Regions from separate parts of the Mus musculus genome. Here all the other regions are linked to region 1. The links are chromatin loops, found by intact Hi-C in ENCODE. Cell type or tissue: heart. All regions are shown on one strand. Each heading gives the region's core, and the rest is flanking DNA. Links, peaks and the distances in the headings are about the cores only.

What was found. A loop is a pair of places that touch in the nucleus more often than their neighbours do. Peaks named below come from ENCODE experiments on the same cell type or tissue, not always from the same donor. Only the 100,000 strongest peaks of a DNase experiment are listed, where the experiment ranks them.
Region 2: it touches region 1 in a loop (4-fold over the local background); 4 of 42 quality-filtered maps call a loop at or near these places.
Region 3: it touches region 1 in a loop (7-fold over the local background); 8 of 42 quality-filtered maps call a loop at or near these places.

What each region holds. Positions count from the first base shown.
Region 1 is chr9:58,034,625-58,042,441 of GRCm38, reverse strand. The region is part of intron 11 of Ccdc33 (coiled-coil domain containing 33); the gene reads left to right. All of the region lies in intron 4 of Gm16130 (predicted gene 16130), which reads right to left. Among named protein-coding and RNA genes, the nearest start is that of Gm16130, 6.3 kb to the right of the region's middle. In heart, for the core only: no CTCF peak of the experiment used is centred there; a DNase peak (open chromatin) is centred at 3,741; H3K27me3 peaks cover 3,061 bases.
Region 2 is chr9:58,265,746-58,273,562 of GRCm38, reverse strand. No RefSeq gene overlaps it. Among named protein-coding and RNA genes, the nearest start is that of Stoml1, 16 kb to the right of the region's middle. In heart, for the core only: CTCF peaks have their summits at 4,413 (motif pointing right) and 5,648 (motif pointing right); a DNase peak (open chromatin) is centred at 4,437; H3K27ac peaks cover 278 bases.
Region 3 is chr9:58,366,815-58,374,631 of GRCm38, reverse strand. Tbc1d21 (TBC1 domain family, member 21) reads left to right here and starts at 4,177. Exons shown (of 11, transcript NM_028854.4): 1 at 4,177-4,366; 2 at 7,672-7,779. The coding sequence starts at 4,307. 1700072B07Rik (RIKEN cDNA 1700072B07 gene) reads right to left here and starts at 4,128. Exons shown (of 3, transcript NR_040727.1): 1 at 3,992-4,128; 2 at 901-961; 3 at 449-695. In heart, for the core only: CTCF peaks have their summits at 4,578 and 4,784 (motif pointing right); a DNase peak (open chromatin) is centred at 4,703.

The DNA.
Region 1 (7,817 bases), core at 1,767-5,766:
CTGGGTACGGCTAGGACAGTACAGCGAGATTCAGGGAGACAAAGGGCGAGACCAGTGGGTGAAAGAGCCATAAGAAGGAGACAGACAAAGGGGACAATCAGACAAGACAGAGCTGGAGGACAGGGCATAGGGAAGGTTTCTAAGTAGCAGTATCAGAAGCCTAAGGTCCTGAAGGACACCCCCCCCCCCATGGCCCTCTCTAGGCCTGTCATTTCCTTGCAATTCACTGGCAATGTGTGAGCCTGTTCTATCACCCCATCCAAGGGTCCCCCGCCTCAGTTCAAAAGAAAGAGGCCCCATGGTTTGCCTCCTGCTTGCTTCAGGGCTAGCCCCAGTCACCAAGCAGACACTTGTTGTAGCAACAGTCCCCGAGGACCCAAACTGGGTAACAGAGCTGCTATCTGCACAGATGGGGGAGCCAGGAGACCCAGCCCCTCCAGCTCCCAAGGTTGCCCTGGGCCTAGTTGACAGCCGCTCTGTAAGTCTGCCCCCATACCCATTGATTCTCATGATGGGTCAGCTCCTTCAAGCTGCAGGTGTGTAAGGGTGTGTTGCCAGGCAACCAGCAGAGGCATTCCCAGAGCCAGCCTGAGTAGGAGGTAAGGTGGGGGAGGGCCAGGACACCACTCCTAGTTGATCCTGGTCTCAGGAACCTTTGATGGGGGTCCCGGTTCTAACCCAGGCCACTAGAGCCCACACTCAGAACCCAGAGAAGGAAGAAGGCAGATGAGGGGAAGAAAACAGAGGACGGGGCTTCTGGCAGTCAGCGGACAGCATCAGAGAAGGCCCATGGGTACAATCACAGGCAGCCTCTCTCTGAAAGCAGGGGAATAAGGAGGTGACCAACGGGAAGGATCCTTGTGATAGGGTTATCAGAATCACTTTGGGGAGAGCTCTGTCCCCTCTACAGCCCCCTGAACAGCAGCCCTGGACTCCCTGGCCTGAAGGCAAGGGTCAGTCAGGTCAGCTCCAAACTGCAACCAGCAGAGGCAGGACTCTGAGCCACATGCTGGAGGAAAGCTGATGCTGGCTTACAGGGTACAGGCTCTTTCTGGAGAAGGAGGACCCAGAGTGGAGCCTTGAAAGCTGGGTAAAGCCGAGCAAGGCCTGGGGGCAGGGCACAGGAGCAGGAAATTAGATGGCATCTTTCAGAAAGCTCTACAAACCTCTGTGCCCATTCAGGCTCCAGCCCTGTGGTCCTGGCTCGGCCCAATTAGCCAGCCTGGCTCCTGCAGGGGCCAATTAAACAGGGGCCGGGGTCAGATGCAGGCCAAGGCCCTGTAGCCCCTCAGAGCTTCAGGAAGGTAAGCACAAAAGCTTTCTCTGCTGCTTGGGAAGGAAAAGAACAGAAGACAGAGAAAATGCAATGTGCTTTTGTTTCTTTGCTGTAACCTTGGACTGAATAAAGGAGCTACTGTGTCCCTATCCCCGGGAGGGCAACCTTTATAGAGCAGGGGAAACTATTTGCAATAGCACTTTGCATGGATTTGTTGTGATTCAGAGGCCCAGCTGTCAGTCAAGGGAAATTATTTGATGAACAGAATTTCAGATGAATAGGTCCTCTATTCTAGAACCTGCTATGGCTCCCAACTACTCTCTGTGCTAACACCGAGCTCCTGAGGCTGACACCCTGGACACAACCCACCCTGGATAATTGGGCAGGCCGGGCAAACTGGGCCTGCTCCAGATCCCTGGCCAGGTCCACCTGTGTGCTAGGATGTTCACCTGTGGCTATAATGTCCACCTGTGGCTATAATGTCGATGGGTGTGCTATAATGCCCACCTGTGTGGTATGAAGTCCACCTGTGTGCTATAATGTTCACCTGTGGCTATGAAGTCCACCTGTGTGGTATGAAGTCCACCTGTGCTATAATGTCCACCTGTGGCTATGAAGTCCACCTGTGTGGTATGATGTCCACCTGTGCTATAATGTCCACCTGTGGCTATGAAGTCCACCTGTGTGCTATGATGTCCACCTGTGTGCTATAATGTCCACCTGTGGCTATGAAGTCCACCTGTGTGCTATAATGTCCACCTGTGGCTATGAAGTCCACCTGTGTGCTATAATGTCCACCTGTGGCTATGAAGTCCACCTGTATGCTATGAGGGCCCAGACCTTGCAGCTGTGCTGGCCTCCGGCCTGCGATGCAGCTCTTCTCAAACATCATCTAATCAAGTCCCACCTCTGCCTCAGAAACCAGGATCTGACCCAACAGTTTCCCTGGAGGTTCCTGGGAGAAGGGGCCCCAGGGTGGACCCTTAAAGATGGGGCAAAGTTGAGGAAGGCCTCAGAGCAAAGGATAAAAACAAAAGGCTGGGTGTGACTTCCAGGAAGTCCCAGCCCATGCCCACACTAGCCCTGCCTCCAGCTTCTTTACTGGCCTTTGCCTGGCCAGAGACACCTCCCTCATCTCTTGCTTCTTATTTATACTTCTAGCAGTGAGTAAGGTCCTCTGCATGGCCAGTGCCCACACTGCTACTGGCTGTTGGGGTGTGTGGGCGTGGTCGCTAGTAGATAGCACTGCCATCCTGGTATGGGTCAGGGTAGCTGCTGGTCAAAGCAGGTGAAGCTTCAACTGTGTCCTCAGTAGGAATGGCTTGGAGGCTGGGCTAGGGCAGCCAGGCTGTTACCACGGCTCCTTCTTCCCCTGGTTAGTTGGGCTTCTCCCTGGGAAAACAGTGGGCTTAGGAGAGAGGAGAGTTCCCGTCATTTTCCCACCTCCTAAGGGTCTCCAAGGCCAGTGGCCAATTTGCTTGGGGTTGGGAGGGGAATGACACGGGACACACACTTAGACTCCACCCCTCCATGAGAGGGAAGGGTTTTCAGCTGTCCTGATGCTCCACCAGGAAGGAAGGAAGGAAGGCTAAGAGGAGGACCTAGCTATAGGAACGCAGAGAGCCAGGAGGCAGGGCCTGGAGGAGAAGCTGGCTGTGTAGAGAGTAGAGGTAGCTGGGAGCTGAGAGCCATGCTGGGTAGGTGGAGAGAATTGGGGCAGGGTAGCACTTCAGGTCCTCCACCTAGACCTGGCTGCCTGGGTTCCACAGAACACTCTGTTTATAAACATCCAGGGTACCTGTACCCCTTAGGAATGAAACAAAAGACCAACCAGACCTCAGCAAAGGGAATGGAATGGCCTCCCTTCAGACCTGTTACAATCAAGGAAACTAGACAAGAACCTGGCCATCCTTAGGTGTGGGCTTGGGTTTAGGGATAGGGGAGAGCTGGGCTCTACAAAGGCAGCTGGTAGCTCTAGGTCTGTGGAGTATGCTAGTTGGGCAGAAGAATTTTCTCTCTCTGCAAAGATGTGGGAACATGAGGGAGAAGAGTAACTAACGCTTTCTAAAGCACAGCTCTTCCTTCCCGCCGGTTCTGTGTGCGTGAGGGTCAGCTTCAAGTCAGCCCCAAGTGATCCCGCTGTGGGGGAAGTTAAGATAGCTTTATTATGGGTCTTGTTCCAAGCTCACCCTCATGCCTCAGGCCCGTAATCTGCCCTCGAGCTAACAAAGGACCCAGCTGACGTTTAAGAATTGCTGTGTGATGGCGCCCATCGTAGCCAGCCCAGGTCTGGGAAGAACTATTGGATCACCTGGAGAAAGGACATGTGTGCTGGGGGGTGGGAGTGGGGAGGGTGCCTAGATGTTGAAACACTATTCAGTTCTCTTTACCACACAGGCTGCCAGGCATCTCAGGAAGCCTTGGCCGCCTCTTGGGACAGACTAAAAGCAGAGTATTGGCGGGAGGCGGCTGCCCTCTGGCGGCAGCAAAGACAAACCACACACCAGCATCTCGTGCCTACCAGCACTGGCCGTGGGGCTTAGGACCAAAGGCTAAGCTAGCCCACTGGCTCCAGATCCCTGCTCTCAACCCTGTCAACACTTTCCACAGCCCCAGCATTCTTCAGGAGCCCCGTGGCTTTGGCTCGGCCACCCGGCTTTTGCCACTTGCGAGGTTCCTCAGCACCCACCACCAATACCTTGGTCTTTTCTCTCCCCATTTCTCAAATCTGAACATGCGCGCTCTCCCTGAGACACATGTCCTAGAAAACTGCCTTCCCAGTGCCCCCACAGTCTGTTGGGTCCACACCCATTGTCTTCATCTTGTTTCTATGGAACTGCCTCCTACTTCAGGCGAGGGTCCTGCCGCCTCCGCCAGGCAAGGGTCCCACAGCCTCTGCCAGGCAAGAGTGCCGCCGCCTCTCATGCAGCACTACTCTTGGTCCCTATACCCCTCTGTTCCTACGTATTTTAGCAGCCAGCGAGCCCTTACTATACCCCCCTCCAGCGTGGGCCCTTCAGTGCCCAGCAGCAGAGACCAGGCTCCTGAGCCCACGTCTCTGCTTGCCCTGCTGCTCTCCCTTGCTCTCCCCTCCCCACAACTTCTCCTCTGCCTCCTCCTCCCAGGTACAGCCTGCCCATATGCCCCCAGGAAGCTTTCTCAGGTTTCCTAGCCCAGACGGGCCTCCTGGAAGCCCCTTCTGCCACAGACACGGGAAGTGTCTGCTACCCCATCAGTGTAGAGTGAACCACCAAAGGCAAGGACTGTCTAGCTTGGCTCTCTTCTAGGACCTGAGTGGCCCAGAACTGTACAAAGTGGCACTCAGCAAGCCTTGAGCACCCTGGGGGATATCGTGCTGCTTTGGGCACAGGCTTTGTGACAGTCTCTGGGCACGCTGCTCACAGCCTCAGTTTCTCTATCTGCATAGCGCTGGTACAAGGGCTATCCTGACTACATAGTTGGCGGTGTGTTTAGAAGATCCTCACTGGGTAATATGCTTTATACTTTACCATAGCACTGACCAGGGTCTAAGCAATCTCCCTAGGGCACTTGTCAGAGAATCCCCACTGTCCTCCCACTGTGACTCATCCCATAAGAAGAATTTCGGGGCCCACTGCCCAGGGCCATTCTTGAATATGTCTTTAAAGAAACTTAAAGTGATTCTAAGAAGTGAGTTACTATTTCCAGGCACCCTAGTGCTCATCAGGGCTAACCTTCCTACTGTCCTCAGATGGCACTAGTCCTTGGGGGCTGACTTCTCATCCCGAAGATGAGGACACTGGAGTTTTGTGCTGTGACTGCAGTAAAGTCCACTCCTGGGCAGCTGGGAAAAGCAGAGCCTGGCACTCTGACTTGTCTCACTCTGGCAGGCTCTGAAGGTCCTAGGAGGGAGTGTTAGTGGGTAAGGAACCTTGGGGTCAGGCACAGTGGCATTTGAGTCGGGCATACCTGTCCCTCCCCCAGAAGGTAACAAGAGAGTGAGACAGCAAGGAAAATCCAGAGCATAGGGTTCTCAAGGCTAGGACATGACGCACAGCGTGGCCCTGAGGGCAGCCCGGCTGCAGGCTGTGGCTAGAGGTCAGGGCTGCCAGCTTGAACCTTGTGGTCAGTCTCCCAGCCCAGCTGTGCTGACAAGGTCCCCACTTGGCCATGCAAATGGAGGCATTTGAGGTTCCCACAGAAACAGACTCTGGCCAGAGTAAAGAAGATGAGGCAGGAGCCCACACAGTCTCCAGACGGAAGCCCCTCTTCCAGGGTGAATAGGCAGGGCTGGGCTAAGAGGCTGGGGAGGAAGAGAAGGGGAGGGCTACTCTTCAAGGGATGGAGTCCCTGGGACCCATTGATCCTCCTCCAGAAGGACCTGATGGCTGTGGCAGGGCCACCTCACCAGAAGCCAACCTCTCCCTCTGTCCTTCCCTTCTTCGTTATGATCCCTGTTTTCTTCCTCTGTAGGGAGGGTACAAATAACAGATCAGAGCTTAGTCCCTTCACAGCCCAGAACTGCAGAGATGGTGAACAGTGGGGTCTTAGAAAGGATAATCCCCTGCTAACCGGACCCCAAGGGGCTGGCAACCTCTTGTCCAAAATGTCTTCTATGTGCACATACACATCCCCTCCCAGTTAAGGTCAGAATGGTGTTGACTCCCCACATGATCTCTTCATTTCGCAATAGTCTGGCCTACTCTCTGTACAAGGACAATTAATTCTAGGACATTCCTTACAGACAGACCAGGCACCAGAGAAGCAGTAGTTAGTGTAAGACTATAGACTGTGCTGCATGGATCATCCTTGAATATGATTTCCTGTATCTGTGCACATGGGACTGTGTATGTATGGAGGCGATAACCATATAAGCTAATAACCCCATTTGGGGCCACTCTAATCAGAGCAGCATAAGATACTGAAGCATCGAGGAAAGTACAGAAGATGAATATCCTCTGTTGAGATATCAGAGACTTCCTTCAGCCAAGCTCTGAGCCCTAGATCCAGCCAGGCATCGGATGAGTCATAAAGTGAAGGCCACCCAGCAGAGGGGGAGCCAGCAAGCCCCGGGTAGTAAGAAAGAAAGAAAAAGAGTTTAAGTGGAACAACCCGTTGAAACAGAAGTAAGACCAACTCTCTGACACCTGCACAGCCCAACCTGAGCTCACAGCAACACCTAGGCCTCCAGGAGGTCCCAAGTTCCACACATGTCCCTGACACCAAATTGTGTGTGTGTGTGTGTGTGTGTGTGTGTGTGTGTGTGTTTGTGTTTGTGTGTGTGGTCCCAGGTTCAGGGTCCCAGTTAGCACTCTGTCTGAAGATACCAGATGGGCATAGATCTGGGGAAGCCAGAACAGATGCTAGGGAGATAGAGCCAATACTGGCACCAGTCAGAGGGACTATAGCCAGAAGGCTAGACAGCAGTGGCAGATGACTGGTGGTGTCCGATGAGTTCCTGCTGGCTGGGGACTCCCCTCCCCTAGAAAGCCATGGCACACCATGCAGCAGGTGGGAGACTATAGCTGGGATATAGTTGGATTCCGCCCCCAGGCAGCTGGAGACCAGGGGAGAGTTGGATGTAGAGTTGTGTTTTCTGGATCCTGGGAGGCCCACCCACAGGAGCAAGGCATCCCACAGCCCAGAAGTCCACAGGCAGCTCAGAGGGCTCACTTGCCTCCCATCTCTGAGCCGTTCTCTTCCAGAACCTTGCTTGCCTGTATCTCAGATCTCAGTCTCTCTCTCTCTCTCTCTCTCTCTCTCTCTCTCTCTCTCTCTCTCTCTCTCTCTCTCTGTGTGTGTGTGTGTGTGTGTGTGTGTGTGTGTGTGTGTGTGTGTCTACAGATACTGCATGCTTGGAACTTGTGCTGAATAGTAAAGAATATGGTTGGCAAACAAATTCAGGGCTGAAGATAAGGCTCAGGAGTTAAAGTACTTTTCTTGCAAATGTAGGGTCTTGAGTTTGAGGCCAAGCACACATGTAAACACTAGGTACAGTGGAGTGTTTGTAGTGCTAGCATGAAAAGGGGAAAACAGAAAAAAAAAAAAAAAAACCTAAGGACTCACTGACCAAGCAATCTAGTCTAACTGATGAGCTCTGGGTGGAGGAAAACTTGCACTGTTTCAAGGACTGGATCTCTTTCCTGAGGTTGACATTCAAGGCTGAGCATCCACAGGCACCCACACAGGCACCCACACAGGCACCCACACACACAGGCACACACACACACAGGCACACAGGCACACACACACACACAGGCACACACACAGAGGCACACACACACACAGGCACACACACACACAGGCACACACACACAGGCACACACACAGGCACACACACACAGGCACACACACACAGGCACACACACACAGGCACACACACACAGGCACACTCCCCCCCCACACACACACACAGGCACACACACACACAGGCACACACACACACAGGCACACACACACACACACAGGCACCTCACACACACACAGGCACACACACACAGAGGCACACCCCCCCACACCCCCACACACAGGCACACCCACACACGCACGAAATGCATATGAA
Region 2 (7,817 bases), core at 2,611-6,610, 230 kb before region 1:
TCCTAATTTAAAACACTTCTTCCAAGCCGGGTGTGGTGGCGCACACCTCTAATCCCAGCACTTGGGAGGCAGAGGCAATCGGATTTCTGAGTGAGGCCAGCCTGGTCTACAGAGTGAGGTCCAGGACAGCCAGGCAATACAGAGAAACCCTGTTTTGAAAACAAAACAAAACAAAACAAAAAAAACAAACCCCACTTCTTCCTGGTGAGCATCCTGCTCCTTTAAATAGCCACTTTATTAAGTTAAACTCCAGTGTGAAAAGGGCTTCTTTCTTATAAATAAGCAAAGACACCCCTGGCTTTGAAGAGCTCTGTCCCAGCATCTGGGAACAGAGGCCATATATAGGCAGATGCTTCTTGCCGTACGAAAGGGTTGTGTGTGCAGTCCCAACTGCTGAGCGCTTTCTCCAGCTTCCTGTATCAGCTCTTTGCACAACCTCTCTGAACTGAACTCTACAGCCTTTCCAGCCCGTTCTTAGCCATTCTGAAAACTGCGCATTTGCATACTATTCTGCGAAGCGTTAATGTGTGATCTGAGAGTTAGCATTAGTGATGAAGAGGCTGGGGAGCAGGCTCAGTAGGTAAAGGAGATTGCTGCCAAGAATGAGGATCAGAGTTTGACCCCCGACCCCACATAGTAGGAGAGGACAGACTTCCACAAGTTGTCTTCCAGCCTTTACATGCACAGTGTGGCATATGCACGTGCACACACACGGTGAATAAATAAAGTAAGTAAATGGAATGTCAATAAGTAAGTTTGGAATAAAAGAACTCCTGCTTGCTAGTGGCTGGCTATAAAGGGCAACTGGGACTATTTTGCTAATCATAACCAAAAAAACTGTGTAGCTTGTGAATTAGTTGGTTATCCAATAAGCTCTGACATTGTGGAAAGGCACACATATCTGTTTCTGACATAACATAATCACAACAGGGACATATTTGTCTTTCTCTAGCTTGTCCTAACTTACAGGCAAGGACAGGAGACACCTGTCAGTTACTAACACAGCCCCTGTCACTGGGCTCACTGATGCAACTGTTTTGCTTCCTGGGTGGTTGCTTGGACTCTCAATTTGGCTTCTTAAAATATGGGTGACAGCAAGCTGGCTTCTTGACCATTGACTGTGACAAAGGGAGTGGTTTCCTGGACAAAAGCTCAGGCTGTGGGGCAGAGTTCTACTTTACATATTGGGTTTTGTTTTTGTTTTTTTCAAGACAGGGTTTCTCTGGTAGCCCTGTCTGTCCTGAAACTCACTTTGTAGACCAGGCTGGCCTTGAACTTAGAAATCCGCCTGCCCCTGCCTCCAAAGTGCTGGGATTAAAGGCTTGTGCCACCACTGCCGGCTACATTTTGTTTTTTGTTCTCCCCAGAGCATTTTCAGAACCCCCCCCCAGGAAACACCCTGGGGCCTCCCATGCTCCCCTGACCTTGTCCCATTTCCCCTCCAGCCTCACCTACCACTTTCTGCCTCTTTCCAGTCTAACTCTGCATAGTCCCTGCTGCTCTGAAATGCACCAGGCCCTCTTCCAGGACACACTCAGCCTTTTTTTTTTTTTTTTTTTTTTGGTTTTAATGACAGGGTTTCTCTGTGTAGCCCTGGCTGTCCTGGAACTCACTCTGTAGACCAGGCTGGCCTCGAACGCAGAAATCTGCCTGCCTCTGCCTCCTGAGTGCTGGGATTAAAGGCGTGTGCCACCACGCCCGGCTACGCTCAGCCTTTAATACTATTCATGTCTACTTTTCCCAGCTACAAGGAAACTTCCACAGGATTTACATTTTAGTTGAGTTGGTTCACTGTTTTAACAGTGCCACCTAGAGCACTAAAACTGCCTTACCTAGCAAAAGTCAGTGCCTAGTAAAACATTTCATTTTTTAAAGTATAAACTAATTAAAAATAGTGAGTTTCGCTGGGTGTGGTGACGCAGGCCTTTAATCCCAGCACTTGGGAGGCAGAGGCAGGTGAATTTCTGAGTTCGAGGCCAGCCTGGTCTACAAAGTGACTTCCAGGACAGCCAGGGCTACACAGAGAAACCCTGTCTCGAAAAACCTAAATAAATAAATAAATAATCCCTGTCTTGAAAAAAAAAAACAAACAACCAAAAAAAAAAAACCTGAGTTTCACTATGACACTTTCATATATATAAATAGAGTACTTCAATCACAGTCACCCTCCATTACCCTCTTGTCCTGTTCCCACTTCCTCTAATCTTTCTGGTTTTCAGAACTAACACTCCTTTCACTTTCGTGTGTGTGTGTGTGTGTGTGTGTGTGTGTGTGTGTGTGTGTGCATGTGTGTGTGAGAGTATGTGTGTGAACAAACAGAGAATAAGGTTAGGTTACCTCAGAGTTATTTATAAGACGGTAAGTAAAAAGTAGGGTCCCATGAGTCCCTTCCTCTCCCATGACAGGGTGCTGACAGGTGATCATGCTGCTGTGTGTTCAAGCTTGCGAAGAAGCCCTGACACCACAACAAGTGATTGTCCCACGTCTCACTTTACCCCTCCTCCAGCACTCGCATCCTTCCAAGCCCTTCTTCCTGGAAGTTCCCTGAGCATTGAATAGGGATGATTTTTTTTTTTTTCGAGACATGGTTTCTCTGTGTAGCTCTGGCTGACCTGTAACTCACTCTGGAGACCAGGCTGGCCTCGAACTCAGAAATCCTCCTGCCTCTGCCTCCCAAGTGCTGGGATTAAAGGCGTGCGCCACCACTGCCCGGCAGAAGGGGGATGATTTTATTGTTCCATGTATGGCGGAGCGTTCAGCGGTCACTTTATTTTCTGCACTTTGACCAACCATCAGTCTGTACAGTCACTCCTGACCAGTGCACTCCTGACCAGTGTAAAGAGAGGTTTTCTGACCAAGCTGACAGCAGCACCATTCCGTGGACATCAGCAGAGTTCTTTGGAAGGGCATCTGACAGGCTCCTCGTATCCATTTAGCAAAATCACAGCAGTTTGCCCAGCCATCTGCCCAAACGGGTAGTGAACGACTGAGTGAATGAATGTGCCCTGGATATGTTTAATGAAACAACTGCTTTTTATGGGGTGCTTAAGAGTACACCAGGCACCAAGCTGTTCTCATCTGGTATCTACTTTTATTTTTTCTTATTTTTACCTTTAAAGATTTATTTATTTTTATGTGATGCTTATATGTGCACGTCTGTGGACATCAAATGCAGGCAGGAGCCCAGGAGGCTAGAGAGGGTGTCAGAGCCGCTGGGATAGGAGCTCATAGGCAGTTGTGTGTTGCCATGTGGTTGCTGGGGAACCAAACCAGGTTCTTTACAAGTTGTAAGCACTCTTAACTGCTCAGCCACTTTTATTCCCGAGACTTTTACTTAGACTGGGTCTCACCACATAGCTCTGGATAGCCTAGAACTTGCTATGTAAACCAGGCTGGCCTCACAAATCTGAGAATCATCTGCTTCTGTCTCCTGAGTGCTGGAATTAAAGGCATACACAACTATAATCTGCCTCACTTTTATTTTTCATGGCTTTCGGAAGGGATCCTCCCCCGGGGACATGCACAGAGCGCTTGGGGATGTCAGGGACACAAATAAATAGTTAAAACCTAAGATAAAGATTTGATTGTAAAATGGAAAAACTAAAGAATAATACAAGTTAATTAATATTTAATCAAGTGTTTATAAAATGTCATCCATTATTAATGTATGTCATTAATTTCATGTCAGCGTCTTTCATTATTAAATGTAGCAATCCCGAGTTGCGCTGTATTTGGAAATGATTTGTAGGATTAGAAGATTCTTTTAAAACTCTGTGAACACATCAGGAGAGGAGGGAGAACGTAAGGAGGCTGAGAACTGCTCTTAGCCTGATCACTCCCACAGAAAACCCTATGACAATCACATTGTATTGTCTTCTAGGTTGTTACATTTGGTGGAGAAATCCTCACAATACATAGGGATATGGTCTTTGTTATAAATAGCCCACTTCTCAGATTTAATCCACAACCTGCAGTTGTACTAGTCAGCAGTGCCCAATATCTCCTGGCTAGCCTCCTTCCTGGTCACTTCCCTTTTTACCCTCAGCCCCACCAAACCCATCCAGGTCCATGTATAGCAGGGAGGTTTGTTTGGTATTAAGATGGGAAGTAGCCGGGCGGTGGTGACGCACGCCTTTAATCCTAGCACTTGGGAGGCAGAGGCAGGCAGGCAGATTTCTGAGTTCGAGGTCAGCCTGGTCTACAAAGTGAATTCCATCACAGCCAGGGCTACACAGAGAAACCCTGTCTCAAAAAAAAAAAAAAAAAAAAAAAAAAGATGGGAAGGTTAACAGGTTAACTCTCCTGTGTTCCTACATCTTCCTGGCACAGGAGTGCCTCTTTATCCTTAAAACCTTGATCCTCCAAAGCCGATCGAAAAGAAAATATGTTGTTACCCAGGCACCACTAGATGGCGACACACACGAAGACTGGTTTCTTCAGGTTTCCTTTGGCAATCAGACCCTAAAGCAGAAGGCAGGGGGACCTCTGGGTGTCCCTCCCTAGTTTTTTCTCTTCTAGGTGACTCTAGTCCCTCCCAGAAACCACATGGTGGCTCACAACCACCTGTAATGAGATCTGGTGCCCTCTTCTGGTGTGTCTGAAGACAGCTACAGTGTACTCATATAAATAAAATAAATAAATCTTAAAAAAAAAAAAAAAAAAAGGAAGGAAGGAAGGAAGGCTGGTGAGATGGCTCAGTTCAGTGGGTAAGAGCACCCAACTGCTCTTCCGAAGGTCTGGAGTTCAAATCCCAGCAGCCACATGGTGGCTCACAACCATCCGTAACGAGATCTGAATGCTAGAATAAAGCACTAGAATGCTTTATTTTCATCTCCGTTGCAAGCCTAGTGGTTTGGGTACCCACAGGGTCTAAAGCCAGTTAGATGCTACAAGGCCAGTTTTCTCGTTCCCAGCTACAAAGTCAAAGGTAGGATACAGTCTGTGTGCGGACAGCTGTGCCTCTAGAGCAACTCTGAGAGCACCTGGCTCCTCCCACTTCTAGGCTCCTGCTCCTGTCCACAGTCTGCCCTTTCCTCCGCTGCCCTGTTCCTGTTCTCTTCCTCCTCCTTCATTTTTCTTCTGTGCTACCTCCGTACTTCTCTGTCCCCCTTTTTCTCTTCTCTTCTCTTCTCTTCTCTTCTCTTCTCTTCTCTTCTCTTCTCTTCTCTTCTCTTCTCTTCTCTTCTCTTCTCTTCTCTTTTCTGAGACAGGGTTTCTCTGTATAGCCCTGGCTGTCCTGGAACTAACTCTGTAGACCAGGCTGGCCTCGAACTCAGAAATCTGCCTGCCTCTGTCTCTGCCTCCAAAGTGCTGGGATTAAAAGTGTGCACCACCATCACCCAGCCCTTCCTTCCTTCCTTTTTTTTTTTAAGGATTTATTTATTTATATGTAAGTACACTGTAGCTGCCTTCAGACACTCCAAAATTGGGAGTCAGATCTCATTACGGATGGTTGTGAGCCACCATGTGGTTGCTGGGATTTGAACTCCAGACCTTCGGAAGCGCAGTCGGGTGCTCTTACCCACTGAGCCATCTCACCAGCCCCCTTCCTTACTTTTTTTTTTTTTTTTTAAGGATTTATTTATTTTATTTATATGAGTACACTGTAGCTGTCTTCAGACACACCAGAAGAGGGCGCCAGATCTCATTACAAGTGGTTGTGAGCCACCATGTGGTTGCAGGGAATTGAACTCAGGACCTTCGGAAGAGCAGTCAGTGCTCTTACCCCCTAAGACATCTCTCTAGCCCCTTCCTTCCTTTCTTAACGCATTCAAATTACTCTTTTGCATATGAATGTATGTGGGGGCAAATACTTGAGCATATGCATACACATGGAAGTCAACACTGGGTGTCTTCCTAAATCTTTATTTATTGAAGCAGGGATTCACGGAGCCCGAAATTTGCCAAATCTGGCTGGTCTAAGGATCCTGTTTCTATAATTATAGATGGTCTCCACCCATACTTGCCCAGTTTTTTTGTTTTTTGTTTGTTTGTTTGTTTGTTTGTTTCCTTGGTTTTTCGAATCAGCCCTGGCTGTCCTGGAGCTCACTCTGTAGACCAGGCTGGCCTCAAACTCAGAAATCTGCCTGCCTCTGCCTCCCAAGTGCGCCACCACCGCCCGGCTCTTGCCCAGTTTTTAAATGACTCTGGAGACTCAAATTCCTGTCCTCGTGATTGTATGACAGAAATTATCCACTAAGCCATCTCTCCAGTCACAAGACTTTTTTTCATTTTATTCAATAAGCTAACTTTCAAAGGCAGCTGCTGGTGTCCATTAATGATAGACAGTGGTCGTTGCTAGACATCCCATGAATGTGGGCTGAGTTCCAACTCCTACTAGCAGGAGACTGTGAGGGGTGACCCCTCAGTCTCTCTGCTCTTCAGTCTCCTTCCCCTCTATCCAGTCTCCCCTCTCTGCCTCAGTCTCTTTGTCTCTCCCTTGCTTCTCTTGTGCTATGGAGGGTCTGGGTCCAAAGGATGGGTCTCTGTCTGTCCCACCTCCAAGTCTTTATCCAGCCTTTACAATAGAGTCAGGCCAGACAGGACCAGAAACCTCAGGGTCTTGAAACACTCGGTTCTGAGATAACCCTTATCCCCTCGTGCATAGTAGCCAGGAGACACAGTAAAGCAGCTCTGTTACAAGCCCTCAGGGAAACAAGCACTCTGGGCCTACCTGCCTCGGTCTCCACATCTAGGAAGTGAGCTGGTAGGATCTATACTCCCTCCCCCACCCCCTTTCCTTGTTCAGCACCCTGAGGTTTTCTTTCTGTCCTCACCCTAGCCAGATACCAGGTGTCTCCTTCCAGCTTTGAAAATACTGAAAAAGAATTGCTGTTGTGGAGGGACTCCACTGGACTCTCAAAACAGGAACTGAGAAGTAGCCACAAGAAGCAGCTGGCACTGTCTCCCTGCAGTCTCCACCCATCTAAGAAATCTCCCCCCTCCCCCCGCTCCCCCCACTTTCCTGTATAAAGTTTGGTCTGGAGGCTGGGATGCAAATGACTCAGTGGCCAACTTAACCTGCTGCTGACAGGGTTAGAGCCTGGGAGAGGGGCTGCCTGCAAATATTTTCCAGCCTGCCCTCAAGCCCCCAGCCCCCAACTTCCTATATTTCCTCCCCCCCTTCTCTGTTCCTCCACTGTTCCTCCAACTACAGATTTTTTTTTTCTTTCTTTCTCTAGAAACTACCACCAATCCCAGGCTCTTTCTTCTGGGTACAGAAACCTCTTAAACTGCAGGATGGGGGGTTGAGGCTCAGTCTGGGATGCACATTGAGTTGTTAGTCAGTTGGGGCTATGAACCCAGTCTTACCATACAACACACACACACACACACACACACACACACACAGGCACACACAGGCACACACACAAAAACCTACACAGAAAGACCTACTTAAAAATGACACCAAAGTACCACATTATGTTTACATATCAATTATCAAGGAAGGTCCATTAGCATTTTTCTGGGTTATTTTGATAGGATAAACAGAAATGTCATGCCAGTGCACACCAGGATATAGAAGGCGCACAATAATAGCTATGATTTCTATCTGCTCGGAATCCCCACACACAGCCCTCACATTTCAATTCCATCTACTCAAATTAGAGGCTGTCTCTTCCACTTGCGCTCTAATGGGGTGTCTCCTTGTCCTGTCTTTCCCTCTTTAGAGCTCTACCCACTGGCAGTCTCAGGGAAGATTTCTGACTGACCCTTTAGGTACTTTTGTGCTCCCTCCCATGTGGACTGCCCATTTTGCCCTGTCTTCCTAGCCCAGGGATGCTAGAGCCTGTGAGGTATGCCTCTGGTGTGCTGAC
Region 3 (7,817 bases), core at 2,611-6,610, 330 kb before region 1:
ACAGGGTCTTTGAACATGGGCACAGATGTTACTACAAGCCTCAAGGAATCAGGCGGCATCTTGACTGTCTTCATCACGGTGATTTTTATGAACAATCCCTGGGCATAGTGAATAGCAATGGTGAAGCTGTGGGTGAAGTAAGAACTGGGTGCTGGTGCCACTGTGCTTGCCAGCCCTGCTGGACTCTTTACAGACACTCCCTCATTTATCCTTCAAGCCCAACAGGCATTACCACCCCTCCCCACAGGGTGCCGGGGAGAGATTCATACAGGGTAAGAAGAGATGGTGTCAGACGGATGACTTCTGTTCCGCCTCCCGGGAGGAGTCTCATTGTGTGGAAGATGGTAAATGGTACAACAAAGCCTGCTGCCAGGAGCAGCAGGCTCAGGGTATCAACCCACTCCGCGGCTGGCAGGTGTCGCCAAGAAACACACAAGTCACCCAACACCAGATGGAATCACGCTTTAGTCACATAGATGAGAGGGAATAAGAGCAACTTCAACAGTGGGTGTCTGCCCCCCTATAACCAGAGGTCTCAGTCTGCCACCAACACGGGATGATGACCTTCACATGGCCTTCTGTGCCATAGGTAAAGGCCCTCGCTCTCTCTCCACCTGGAAGAGATCTAGCAGGGAGGCTGGCCAGGAGCCATATGACGCACAAGCTTAAGCAGAACAAAGGAGCGCTCTTGGAGCCTGGAATGGGGAAAAGGTGGTTGCAGCAAAGTGATGTGCCCCACAAAAGCTTAGTGTAACCTTTTCTCTTGGGAGAAAAGGGGTTTAGTCCCAAGCCACTTTCCTAAGGCTGTGCAAGAGTCAAAAGCTACATGTACTGGTCACTTGTCCCCATCTGGATTTAGACACAAGTCTGCCTGGCACCACAACCCAAGAGCTTTCTTACCTGCACTCAATCACTCCTCTGCAGGCTCAGGTAAAGTCTGGATATGGTGACACCAACATTCCTGTGCTAGGGAAGCAAGAGATAGGCAGGACCCAGGGCTTGCTGGCCAGTGAGCCTAGCCTACTTAGTAAATTCCAGGTCAATGACATACTATTTTAAACCAAAACCAAAATAACAAGGTAAAAGTCTGAAATGTCTGGAGGTAAGAGTCCTCTGATCCCTGGAAGGCCCCCTCCCTCCTCACCAACGCAGCCCATCAGCTAACAGCCAGATTCCTAAGGGCAAAGATGGCCCAGGTGGCCTTCTGTAATGCTAATCCCAAGCATGCCAGTCCAGAACCTACGGCTCTCATGCCCTGAAGCATCTCTATGCATAGATACTTAAAGCAGAAATCTGGAGAGAGAAACAGAGAGAGACAGACAGACAGACAGAGAGCGAGAGACAGAGAGAGACAGAGATGCATAAAGGGAAAGTAATAAACTGGCGTCCAAACTCTTTGGCAATTATATACACAAGTGGAAGCAGGGACTCTTTAGCTCCAGGAGACCCAGGAGACATAAAGTGCTGGTAAGAATCTGCAAATGAGACCGGAGAGATGGCTCAGGGTTGAGTGTTTACTGCACAATCATGAAGACAGGAATTTGGATGCCAGCACCTATGTAACAAACTGGGCATCTGGCACAAACCCGTAACCCCAGCTCTGAAGTAGAAGAGGAGGAGACAGAGTAGTTGGGGCTTGCTGGCTTTTAGGCTAGTGGGGAAAGAGGGGGCCCCAGGTTTAAGATGAGAAGCTTCCTTCGAGGGGGACATCCAATGCCTCGTCCTGGACTCTGAGCACACGCACATGTCTTAGTCAGGGTCTCCATTCCTGCACAAACATCATGACCAAGAAGCAAGCTGGGGAGGAAAGGGCTTACTCAGCTTACACTTTCCACATTGCTGCTCATTACCCAAGGCAGTCAGGACTGGAAATCAAGCAGGAGCTGATGCAGAGGTCATGGAGGGATGCTGCTTACTGGCTTGCTTCCGCGGTCTTGCTCAGCTTGCTTTCATATAGAACCCAGGACCACCCACAATGGGCCCTCTCCCCTGGATCACCAACTGAGAAAATGCCTCACAGCTGGATCTCATGGAGGCATTTCCTCCTTTCTCTGTGATAACTCCAGCCTGTGTCAAGTTAACACACAAAACCAGCCAGTACAGTACACAATTGTGCACACACACACACACACACACACACACACACACGCATGAACATACACTCATACACACAAATAAATCCATTTCTTAAAGAGTATCTGAAAATATGTGGGTCAGATTCAGGCCCTTCGTGCTCTGTGGAGTTCCTTGAATTGCTTGAATATTAAGCCTCTGTATCGTTTCTATGAGGCTGCAGTAATACGAGTAGCCGGGGCTGGCTAATTTGGAGCAGAGTTATGACCCAGCATTTGTACCCAGGGAGCTGAAGGTTAAAGGAAGTTCAGCAGATGATCTACGTGCACCACACTCGGTTTAGAAACCAAGTTGCATTCAGCAATCAGATTGTTCCTACTCCTCTCTGGCCAATCCTCCTCACTTCGAGAAGCTTGCAGTTAATTCTCCACAAGGTGCATTACTAATGTGGAGGAACAGAGGCATCCGTCATCAGCCCCTGTCATCCACGGTGAGGAACACCCACGTGGTGTCTCCTGCTTCCCACGTTTGACTTGGAAACCTCACAGACCTCCAAATGAAGCTGCTCTGAGGTGTGTGGAGTGGATTCCTATTCCACTCAGTGCCTATGGGTGCTGCCCACCCCTCCAGCTCTGCCGAGACTGGGACAGCAGGCCAAGGCGCAAAGGCTCTCAGTATCTTCCCGTATTTGGATGGGGAAACAGAGGGAGGCAAAAGACAGGTGCTACCGGGCTGTCAGAGATTTCTGCAGTGCCTCCAGCCAGCAGAACACTATCAGACAATGAAACCGTGAACTGTGTCTACGCAAGACTTCCATATGGACAGCTCAGTTAATAAAGTTACGAAGGCAGAGATTGGCTGTGTTCTGATTTCATGGCTGGGGAGTCCGGGGGATTGGTAGATTTCAGATTTGAGGTCAGACTCCAAGTTCCACCTTGGAGCTCCTGACTGCAGTTTGGTTTGTGTAATGACTAAAGATGCTTTCCAGCCAGGACAGACCTGAGTGGAAAGGCACGTAAGGCTGGAGGTAGAGACCGTGACTCTGGAGCCAAGAGTCGCCGCTTTCTCAGGTCTGTTTAACAGCAACACCTACCAGACATCAGGAAGCTGGGGGCGGGGCACTAGAAGACTGAGCACAAAATAATCTGACATTGACCCTGGTGTAATGGAAATCAGGGTAGGAGGGAGAGAGACAGGTACAAGGTACAGAAAGGGGTGGGAGAGGATGGCAGTTACTCTACTTGTCTGTTTTCTTCAAGACAGGGTCTCACTATTTAGCCTTGACTGTTCTAGAACTCACTCTGTAAACCAGGCTGGCCTTGAACTCACAGAGATCTGCTGTCTCTGCCCCCTGAGTCCTGGCATTAAAGGCGTGCACCCCTACACCCTGCAGCTTCAGTTATTTCATTAAGTTATTCATCCAGTTGGTGCTCAAATCTACTGTCTTAGTTTGCCCAAGACCTTGCTCTGGGTATATAGGTAACTAAAGCAGAGGGTTGGGGAGTTGGCTCAGTGGACAAAGTGTTTGCCATGCAAACATGACTACCTGAGTGTGGATCTCCAGTCACCCTGTAAAAAGCCATGCATACAGATGTACACATCTGTAGCCTCAGTGCTGGGGACAGAAACAGGTGGATCCTTGACCAACCAGTCTAGCCAGGTTGAGTGAGAAACCCTGTTTCAAAAATAAGGTAGAGAATCTCACACACACACACACACACACCAGGAACCACTATTCAAATGCTAAATTGTGGCCTCCTATGTAGTCTTACATAAACCTACTCTTGGTCTCCAGATCAGATATACTGATTTGGTGTTTTGGAAAATCATCCCTAAACCTGAGGCTCTAACTGTAGTATTATGAGCTCTGGTACTGGTCTGGTAAAACAACAGCCAGAAATAGGAAGTTGTAGCTCACCTCCTCCAGGAAGTCCGCCCCAGCTAGCCAGCCCACTGGATCCATTAACTCAACCTCTGACACATAGCCTGTGTACACTGTAATCTGGAGAGGGGGGTGGTCTGTAGATTTACTTCCTTGGCTTCTGTGTGTGTTCCAAGGTCATTGTGATGGCAGTTCCAGGGCCTTGTGACACACATCTAGCTGGATTTGTTCAAATGTAGGGAATCAAGAGAGGTCCAGTTCATCTCTTAAAAGGAAGTCCCCTTTCCCTGGTTCCCTGATCACTAGGGAAGAGCTGGACACAGGCCACTCCCAAGGCAACAAGAGGGGAACATGACTACCCTTTCTCCAGAAAACAGCCTCTCTGCCAGGCGATCAGCCACCTTCATTCTGGTATGTTCTTTGATTTGATTTGAGAGAAGGTGTCTCTGTGCTGCCCAGGCTGGCCTTGAACTTGTGATCCTTTTGCCTCAGCTTTCTGAGTGCTGAGATTATAAGCTTATGCCACCACACCTGACATGTTCTTCATCAGTCCCAAGTGCCTGCCTCCCATAGTCCGGTTTATAGCGGGACTCTTTGTCCCTGCTGAATGGGAAGGCTGGCCATGGAACGGAGAGCAAGGGCCGCTTACCTTCAACAGCAGCCACAGGTTAGACATCTACATCCCTTTTTACCTTATTGGCGGGGGGGGCAGGACTTAGAACTCAGTATGGCTTCCTCCCCAACTGTGTCATTCTAAATTTTTTGAGTTTTAGAGTTGCAGCCTCTCACTGTTTTTCTTTGGTGCTTTTGCCAACAATTCTGGTATGTTGCCACCAGGTGGCAGTAGTGCTTCTGTTACTAGGTCCCAAGCCCAGTTAATAAACTATTCCGGTCCACCTGAGTCATGAAAATTTTCCACGCACTATTTTTCAAAATCATAACTAATTACAATGACCTTAACAAATCTCAAGACCCATTTGTCATGTGATTAATAGGGCGATATATAGAAATGCAAAACGAGCACTTGGGGTTTAAACGTTACACGTTTATTGCAGATGATCACCAAGCTTTGGATTTTTTTTCTATATTTCTCCCATTCTCCAAATTTAGAGAAGGCTAATACTAATAATAATGAATAAGCTGCCACACAGCAGTCGATGTGTACAGATGGTATTGTAAATGCTTTGTTTATAGTCACTCCTTCTCATCCCAGCCCTTTGAGATGGGATGTGATCAGGCTATTATCATTTGATGAGTGAGAAATAGATCTTGGAGACTTCAAATCCAGTCAGCTGCTCTCCAGACTCAGGCAAGCAGGCTGACCAGTCCTCCTCATCGATTCGTGAAGGCCCAAACGTGGAGCTGATTGCCAGCATCAAGGAGACCTTACTTCTCAAAGTTACCTGTAACTCCTAGTGCCCCGTTTCTCAGGGTTGATCCAGCAGATAAAGCGTGTGTGAGTTATTAAAGAGGGATGTTCGGTCTAGGGAGATGGCTCAGCACTGAAGTTCTTTTCTTGTAAACATGACGACAGAGTTTGAATCCCAGAACCCATGTGAAATGTTGGGTGGGTATGGTCATTCCCCTATAATCCCAGTCCCAGAAGGCAGAGATAAGAGGATGCCAGGGGCAAACTGACTAGGGGAATTTAGCCATATCAGTGAGCTCTAAGTTTGGTTGAGAGACCTTGCCTCATTGAGTAAGGTCAAGCAGGCAATCAAAGGTGATTCCCAGCATCAATCTCAGGCCTTCATGTGTACTCATAATATGTGCACACACGCATATCACACACACACACACACACACACACACACCACTGACAAACAAAGGGAGCTCGTAGCCCACCTGACCTGCAGATAGGGAAACTGACCTGCCTGTAGTCAATGGCTCACTGTGGCTTTTAAAGTCAAATGTTTCCCTACTTCCTGACCCCTGGCTCCTCACTCCAGCCTCAGCCATCCAGGAAACTGTTAGGAACTCGTCTCTGTAGGCTGTTTCCCCAAACTTTCAGAACCAGAAGACCCTCCAGTGATTTCAATACATTTTTCATTTAGAGTCCCGTGTCTACACATTCAGGTATTAAGAGAGAGATGGGGGCAGCTCTGGCCAGCGCGGGTGGATTCTGTCCAGCAGCTCAGGTCTCTCTGCAGTGTGGTACTTCAAGAGCCTCCTCTCTTCAGCCTGGGGAGAGGGACATTTTTGCACCCTTAGTTGCTATTTTGTAAATGCTTTTCAGACACTATCCCTTACCACTCATACGCAAGTGTGTGGCACACAAGTGTGCCTACCACACGCGGGCCAGGCGTGCGTGCATCTCCTCACATGAATATTCCTGCGACCGGCTGCTTTATATTTTCAAGGAAGATAAAATAGAGCACATGAATTGTTTACTTGGTGTTTATCTTAATCTTTCTATTATCAAAGCAGCACAGTCAAAGTAAAACATAAAATACGATTAAAAAAGGAAAAAGAGATGTTTACACTCCTTAACTTTCAAGAGAGTCCCGGTAGCTTTTTGGTTTGCTTTTGAGACTGGGTCTGATGCATCCCAGGTTGGCCTCAAGCTCACTGCATAGCTGAGAGTAACCTTGAACTTCTGGTCCTCCTGCCTCCACAGGTGTGTGGAATCGAACCAGGCATGTGGTTCTGGGGATCAAACCTGGAGCATCCAGTGTGCTAAGTGAGCACTCGACCAACTGAGCGACATCCCTAACCTCAATGACTAATTTTTTTTTCTTTAAATTTTATGCATATGGGTGTCCTGGCTGCATGGACATCTGTGCCCCACACATGTGTTTGGTGCCAAGGAGGCCAGAAAAGGGCATCAGGTGTCCTGGAACTGGAGTTACATCTGGTTGTGAGCTGCCATCTGGGTGCTAGGAATTGAACCAGGGTCCTCTGGGACAGCAGCCGGTGCTCTTAACTGATGCCATCTCTCAAGTCCCACTGTTGTTCTCAATAGAGAACGTTTTCTTGCATTTTCTTCAGTATTTTTACTATTATTTATTTAGTTGCTCTTGTTCTTGAGGTAGGGTCTCACTATGTAGCTTCATACGGCTTGGAACTTCCTATGTAGGCCATGATGTCCTTAATCTGAGAGATTCACCTGTTTCCCAGGTGCTGGGTGGGGTTACAGGCATGTGCCACTGTGCCCAACCTTCAGTCTTTTGTAAAAAATGCATATGAGCTTATGTATTACAGTTCTTATACTATGTAACAGACACAGTATACAAGAGGTATTACTGTGAACACTGATCCGGCTGGACTAGAGACCCCGAGTGTAGACGGACAGTGCTACTGTCAGACCACACAGACTACACGGAGAGGTGGTACTGGTGTGTAGGGAGAATGTCTGGTTTTAAACTGTGTACTCTGCTTTTTTTTTCCTGTTAACATTTGAATGTTTCCGGATTATTGTTCATGCCTTGTCAACATGACATTTTATATGCCTCACGGTATCCCAGTATATCCCACAGTATATATAAGACATGGCTTACTTAATGATTCCCTTATTGCAGAGATTCGGAGTACTTACATTTTTCATTTGGGTGAACATTACTGTCCTTCCTGGATTTTCGTTCCCCACTTATTTTCAGCAATTTCCTTTGGATAGAGCATTCTAGAACGGAGTCAGAGCCTAGCACTTGAAAACCACCTTGCATTAGAAGGGAAGCCCACAGACTCCAGCGGAGGACTAATCTGGTTGTTCTTACCAGGAGAAGAGAAACCCCCCCATTGACAAGGCAGAATGGGACAGCTTCTTCGATGAGAATGGTCACTTGGCCAAGTCACGAGACTTCATTTGCATTAACATCCTGGAAAGGGTATGGTCCCTGGGCTACCCTCAGCCACACCCTGGCAC